2 separate regions of the Homo sapiens genome follow, and region 2 is linked to region 1. The links are chromatin contacts, found by Hi-C or POLR2A ChIA-PET in ENCODE. All regions are on one chromosome and are shown on one strand. The core of a region is the stretch at or near the end of the contact, and the rest is flanking DNA. Distances in the headings are between cores, read along the strand shown. Region 1 holds the start of LAPTM4A (lysosomal protein transmembrane 4 alpha). Region 2 overlaps LAPTM4A-DT (LAPTM4A divergent transcript).

What was found. A loop is a pair of places that touch in the nucleus more often than their neighbours do. ChIA-PET counts read pairs that join two places held with the same protein, here RNA polymerase II (POLR2A). Pooled maps may share reads with other maps.
Region 2: a map of mammary epithelial cell shows a loop between it and region 1 (11-fold over the local background). The contact joins the enhancer-like site here to the promoter of LAPTM4A in region 1. A Hi-C loop is called at or near these places in 26 of 168 maps with a recorded cell type or tissue (CD4-positive, alpha-beta memory T cell, Caco-2, Calu3 and 17 more), 6 of 37 single-sample maps with no recorded cell type and 35 of 50 pooled maps. POLR2A ChIA-PET finds 5 or more read pairs at or near these places in 19 of 52 experiments (A549, A673, AG04449 and 14 more).

What each region holds. Positions count from the first base shown.
Region 1 is chr2:20,050,206-20,053,153 of GRCh38, forward strand. LAPTM4A (lysosomal protein transmembrane 4 alpha) reads right to left here and starts at 1,423. Exons shown (of 7, transcript NM_014713.5): 1 at 1,205-1,423. The coding sequence starts at 1,315. LAPTM4A-DT (LAPTM4A divergent transcript) reads left to right here and starts at 1,932. Exons shown (of 5, transcript NR_187142.1): 1 at 1,932-2,289. RefSeq lists enhancers at 559-698, 1,234-1,433.
Region 2 is chr2:20,092,312-20,095,539 of GRCh38, forward strand. All of the region lies in intron 2 of LAPTM4A-DT (LAPTM4A divergent transcript), which reads left to right. Among named protein-coding and RNA genes, the nearest start is that of LAPTM4A-DT, 42 kb to the left of the region's middle. Within about 2 kb of position 1,485, at least 5 of the 41 ENCODE cell types and tissues checked have a DNase peak (open chromatin) inside an H3K27ac peak, as active enhancers do; they include IMR-90, gastrocnemius medialis and mammary epithelial cell, where a contact is called at or near this core.

The DNA.
Region 1 (2,948 bases), core at 173-2,672:
GTCATGTGGAGTCAGGTAGTCCCCCGGGGGTGGGCCATGAAACAGTATCTGCCTCATTTAAGATGATTCTCATCTGGCGTTTGTCCAAATGCTTACTAATGATTTCAAGTCAATGAGTGGGGAGAAGCAGCAAGTACAGAGAAAACAGATTGTGTCTGGGATAACTCTCTTCCTCTTTTGCAGTTAAGTATCAAAAACTGCACAGTATCACCAACGTCACCCACACAACCACATTCGCGAAGTCATTAAAGTGGCCAAGTCGACCATGTAGGAAGTTTGTCACGGCTTCGGCAAAATCATAATAACCTAAAACTACCTAAACTGAATCCCATATTTGGAAGTCATAGACAAGTTAGGTTTAATGTGCATGGATACTATAAATGGTGAATTACAAAAGAAAAAATCACAAACTTATTACTAGTGAATCACCAGGCAACAACAGTGTCAACTTGGTTAGGACAGAATCACACAGATCTTGGAACCCAGGAGATACCGGGGTAGGTGGCCAGGATGGAGAGGGCTCTCAATAAAGGTCTCTGTAAAAACAGCCGGTCGGCTACGAAAAGCACCTACTGCGCAGGGAGGAGGCTGCACCAGGACAAAAGCTGGTCAGGCGTCAACTCAGGCAAAAGCTATCGCCCCCAAGCGATTCTGGAGATGCAAGAGAGGCATGAAACAAAACAAAGTCCAAGAAACGCGGACAACCGGGTTACCGCTGGATCTTTCGCTTTCCCAACGGGAAGACCAATGTCGAAACTAGACTGCGTTTACCAAGGTCCGCTCCTAATTATTTCATTAGAGGAAAAAATTCCAGGGAGCACTGGATAGGAGGAAGGGAGATGCTGCCTTTCAGATCGTAGAAATACAACAAGAACCAAAACAGAGGAATTCCCACCAAATCCTACCACCCTCGTCCCTTCGCCTGCAAAGCCTCTGCTCTCCCAAGCCCGCTTCTCTCCTCAAATTCTTGCCAAAGAACAATCTCCCCATGCTTACCACCGCCCCCCGCTCCCCCGACTCCGATTCCTGAACAAGGTTACTTTCCCAAAGTCCTTGGACTTCATCCAGAGTTGGCGCGCCTTAAAAAGCAGCGCCCCTCCAAGTCCCCGCCCCACCCAACACCCCGTTTCCAGTCTCACCCCCTCCGCACCAGGCCCCGCTCCCCAGGCCCCCCGGACATACGCGCCACGCCTGCCCGCCTTACCATGTACCAGGTCCCCAGGATGATCGTCCCGGTGCGGACATGGCAACAGCCGCAGCACCGGGTGCTGTAGAACCGGTCACTGCGGTTCCGCTTGAAACTCATGGACACCATCGTAACAGGCGGGCCTCCTTCTTGGCCGGGCCCCTGACAAACGTTCTCCACCCGCAGCCAAACTCAAACGGCTGTTTCACGGCCTCCAAAACCCAACGACGCGTCTTCAAACCCGCCCCCGGCTCGTGCCCCTGCCAGCTTCTTCGCGCCTGCGCACTGAGCGCAGCGACTTCGGCTTACCCACCCCTCTTCCTCCACACAGGCCAATGGGGAGCGGAAGGCTGGATGGACCGGACTTCTGATTGGAAGAACTTGGGGATTGACAAGACCTCACGCCCAATTAGAAGTGCAACTCGCCTCAGCGAGTCTCCGCCTGTTACGCGAAGGCAAGGGCTGGTTCTCGGGCCTAGGATAGTTGGGGATAGGTATGTCCCCGTAGTGCACTATTCCCGAGATGAGACCCGCAAGAAAAGAGGCATTTAATGGAAAAAGGGAGACACGAGACAGCGCGGATGGCAGAAAGCGGGCACAAGGGGCTTTTCTGAGCAATGTGTGCCACGTACTGGATGGGAAGCGTCACAGGCTGATAACGTGACCTTTGCGCGCAGCTCAATTATTGCGCGGGCTGGGGGCGGGGCCTGCGGGGAAGGGACAGAGCCAAGCCCAGCCTTGAGCCATCCTCGCCCCTGTGGCGGAAATGGGAGGGTGCCTGGAGGAGTGGAGGGATTGGATTTACACCCTCTTTTCCCTCCGAAGCCTCCTTGGTGGGGGCGAAGAAAGACCATCCAACCCTGCCAAAGGCAAAAGGATTAAGGATAAATGAAAGCAAGATAATGTAGAAGAACTACTTAGCTGCTGGGTTTTTGGAGATGAGTGATTTTTTTTTGTAGGGAGAAATTATGAAACACATTGAAATGGACAAAAAATTACTGAATGTCTTCAATGAAAAAACAGCCATAGTTTGGCACACCGTCCCGGGCATTCTGTTGCTAGAGGGGCTGTCCGCTTTTCTTTGTGGTGCTCTGCACAACTCGGTAAGACCCCTCGTATTGTTATCTTACCCTTCCTTGGGAAAAGCCATTTTGCATCGATTTGTAAATTCATTCCCCAGTCCTGATTCAACAATATAGATGGGTGCTTTAAATTCTGCTTAGAGCTGGTTCTAACAGCTTACTGGTCCCCGGGTTAATGAGTAAATAAATTTTTTACACGTGTTCATTTTGTATTTCTGTGAGACCTGTGACTTCACCGTTAAAAAATGTATTTATCATTTAATGCTTTGGTAAACACACTTCTTTTCAGAGAATAGAAAGGGCTTCCCTTCTGCCAGGGCATATTCTTAGCCAGAGACCACACTGAATTCAGAGTAAAGGTTATTTCTTTGGCATGGCTTCTTTGAACACTGCCTGAAATTATGTATGTATTTGTTGATTATCTCCCCAATAAAATACAAATTTTAGGAGAGCAGAGACTATTCACCACTGAAGGAGTTGTCCATGGAGCTTATTTTCAAACCATCTGGGAAGCAGTAGTTAAGCCCGCCCACGCTAAAGGATGGGGTGTGGCTGGCTAACTCAGAATGAATTATGACATTTCTCTACTTATGTAGGGAGTAGATTATCTTAACCCCGCCCCACAATTTCGTATCCCTTATTTTGTTCTAGGCACAGATCCAATCACTTTATTTTCAATC
Region 2 (3,228 bases), core at 235-2,734, 42 kb after region 1:
TGAGCCTGGAACACAGCCTGAGCCCTGCTTGTCAAGTTCTGCTTCTGACCAGCGGAGGGGGGCCCAGACTGGGTGCCTATTTCTAATTCCTGGAAAGGTATGTGCCCGCCGAGGCCCAGCTGGTGTCCCCCTCTAGATGAAGTCACCTGCTGGGGCCACCACGACCCACCTGGGGCCCGCTGCCAGATCCCACCAGCCTCTGCCGCCTTTGCCCGGTGCCACTGCCACTGCCCCAGGTCACCACCATGATGATGAACCAGGCTCCCCATGAGGTGCCATAGCGGCACTATGTTGTCTGGGGTCTTCCAAGCCACGTTGTTACAGGAAAATGCTACACTTCCCAGATGGTTTCAAAGTGCAAGCTGCAATAACTCACAGAGCTTTGGTGAAGTCACTCATTCTATTTTAACTCAACTATGGAACTAACTCTACTGTTGAAGGCATGAGGGCGCCGGGCGGGGGAATGAACCAGAGTGGTGGCCATTCTGTGGGCCTTCCAACATTCCTCATCTTCGAGATTTGTCAGTAAGGGATTCTTACTGATTCAGACTTGGGTCTGGGTCCTCTTTGTGAAGATACACTTTGTGTCCTCAAATTTGAATGTTTTCCCAGAAAGCTCTTGTGTCCCCAAGACAGATTTCTGGTGGCCTCCCCATCACTGAGCCAGGCAGGCCCACACATGCCTGCCCCAGGCTTAGGGTGGGGCGTGCTCCATCAGAAAGAACAGGTCGATCTTCTTTCCTTCTTCCCTTCCTTCCAGGTTACACAGCGACATGCAAAGTCCTCCCCAGTATGGACCACATTGAAGCAGGTGTGAGGCAGACACCAGGGCTTCCCAGCCACCAGGCTTCTTTGGCCACTTTTTCGTCTTGTCCTGGTAGAAGGTGGCCATGAATCCAAGCACCCCTTCCAGCCTCACGAGATGAATTAATTAGCCTAAACTGTTTGTGGTAATTCCTTTCCCCTTGTGAGCAATTTGGCACTTTTTGGCACCCAGTCTCTGGTGTGACCTCGCCATCCTCATTGGCACAGCCACCCTGGGAACAAAAGCCATCCTCACGTGTCGCTGAGATCCCAGCCATGTGCACACTCAGCCCAGGTAGGCTGCAAGGGCAGAAGCCTCTGAGACCCACTGACTCTTAGCCTTAATTCTTCCAAATCAACTTTAATTTGCCCCAAATCCCCACACACCAGGACTGTGCCCAGGCTGTGGGGGTCTTACACAGCGTGAAAACTTCAGGAACTTCCTGCTGTCATCAGTTACTGGTCTTCCTATTTACCGTTTGGACAACCACAGACTGAAGGAATCTGAAATGGACCCGTCGGGTCAGTGGCTCTGAGCCACTGTGGGAATGTCTGGCAAGGCTGGAAGCCCTGGGGTCTAAGGTCCAGGGGGCCAAGGTGCACCTGGGCTGGCCTTTTGTTCACAGGCTTCCCTGTGATCTCCCTCCAGCCTGGGAGAAAAAAAAAAATCTCTCTTCCATGCTCCTCTCAAAGGCACCCCCTGCAGGACATCCACACGGTCTCTCTGGGAGCTTGGGCTTTTATTAAAGACACAGCAAGCCTGCCTTGCCAAAATCCCTCAGACAAGGCCATGCCAAGGGCTGGCGACCTCCTGGTAATGTGAGAAGACACCAGAAGAACACGTACTCCTTTTTCAATTAACTGTCCCCCCATCTTTCCGAGGAAATCTGACTCCTGTACCAAGCTTGCCTTCTAAACAGGTTGAGAGCCTAGAAGCCAAGGGACAGGGCTGTGAGGGGAAAGACTGGGCCCAGCCAGTGAGTGGGGGGCAGCCTGGGAGGAGCATGTTGGCAGCATGAGCCCAGCAGGGAAAGAAGGCCTCTGGCCTCTGTCCTGAATGGCAGGAGGAAGTCACCGTCGGCCACCCTCACAGCCCAGGGTTGGGGCTTCTGGAGTGACTGATATCACCCCACGTATGAATCTGGCCCTGATGCCAAGGACTGTGATTCAACAAGGCAACTGGGGCCATACACAGGGGTGCTGGGCCCTGTAGGAGACAGTGGCAAGGCCCTGCTCTCAGGCTCCTGGGTCCCAGTGGGGAGGCAGCCTCATGCATGGATCCTTAGCCCGTGAGGAGCAGGATGGCTGCAATAAGGAGGAGGAAGCCTGAACAGCTGATTCCTCCTTGGGCGGTGGGTGGGGTTGGCTCTGTGGGATCTGAGAAGGCTTCTTGGGAGAGGTTGGGTTTAAGTTAGGACCTTGAGACAGGCAGGAGGAAGCCATTCTAGAGAAAGGTGGCAGTTTCTGGGAGGGGTTTATAATTGAAGCTGGGGCATCAGGGGTATGTCAGAAGAAGGAGGGGCAGTGGAAAATAAGCTTGTAAAAACAGCTTGAGGCCAAACCACAAAGAACACTGAATGCCTGGGGAGGGGGAGTTTAGTTTGAATTTTTATTGTTTATGCATGGTCATAGTTTAAGGATCCCTGCCCCCAGTCTCAGATTTTGCCTTTTCCTGCTTCCCAAGCTTTCAGCTGGTTCTTTTAGTATTTACCTTCATAGCTGTAAATATTATGCTTAGATTACTATTTGATTTTTCTACTTATAATGTCATTCGTTGAGTTTCTGCTACAGAAGATGAGATGTTTATGTATAGTGAGAGCAGTATACATAAACATACTTCCTATCCCTTCAAATAGAGTTACATTATAATTTTAGTTCATTAATAGTTTGCATTACATTATTATTACTACATCAACAATACTCACAGCTGAATCATATAGTAGACCATGGTAACCTTTTGCTTGCTTATTTTGTACTTTTCCTGAAATTAATCATTACCTTGTTGTTTGCTTCTTTGTTTTAGTTTGTTTAAGTTTCTAAGTACTTATTACTAATGAAACCCCAAAGTTTTTGTCAAGTATAGACATCTCCTTTCAGGCTGTTCAGAAAGCCTGTGGTGTCCTACCAACTTCACCCTCCTGGGAAGCTCTTCTGAACCCTAGAGTCCTGTGCATAACCATTTGGGAAAATCCCTTCATCTCTCTCCTGGGTTAAGGTCCCCTTGCCTTCTTCCTCATTTCACCCCTATGTTTTGATAGAGCACATCCCCCAGTAGCTTTCTGAGAAAAGGTGCATTTGGGGCCGTGATACTTGAATACCTGGAAAAGTCTTTTCTACCCTTGCAGTTGATTGATAGGTTGGCTGGGTATAGGTTTTAGGTTAGAAATCATTTTCCTTTAGAATTTTGAAAACACTGCTCCATTG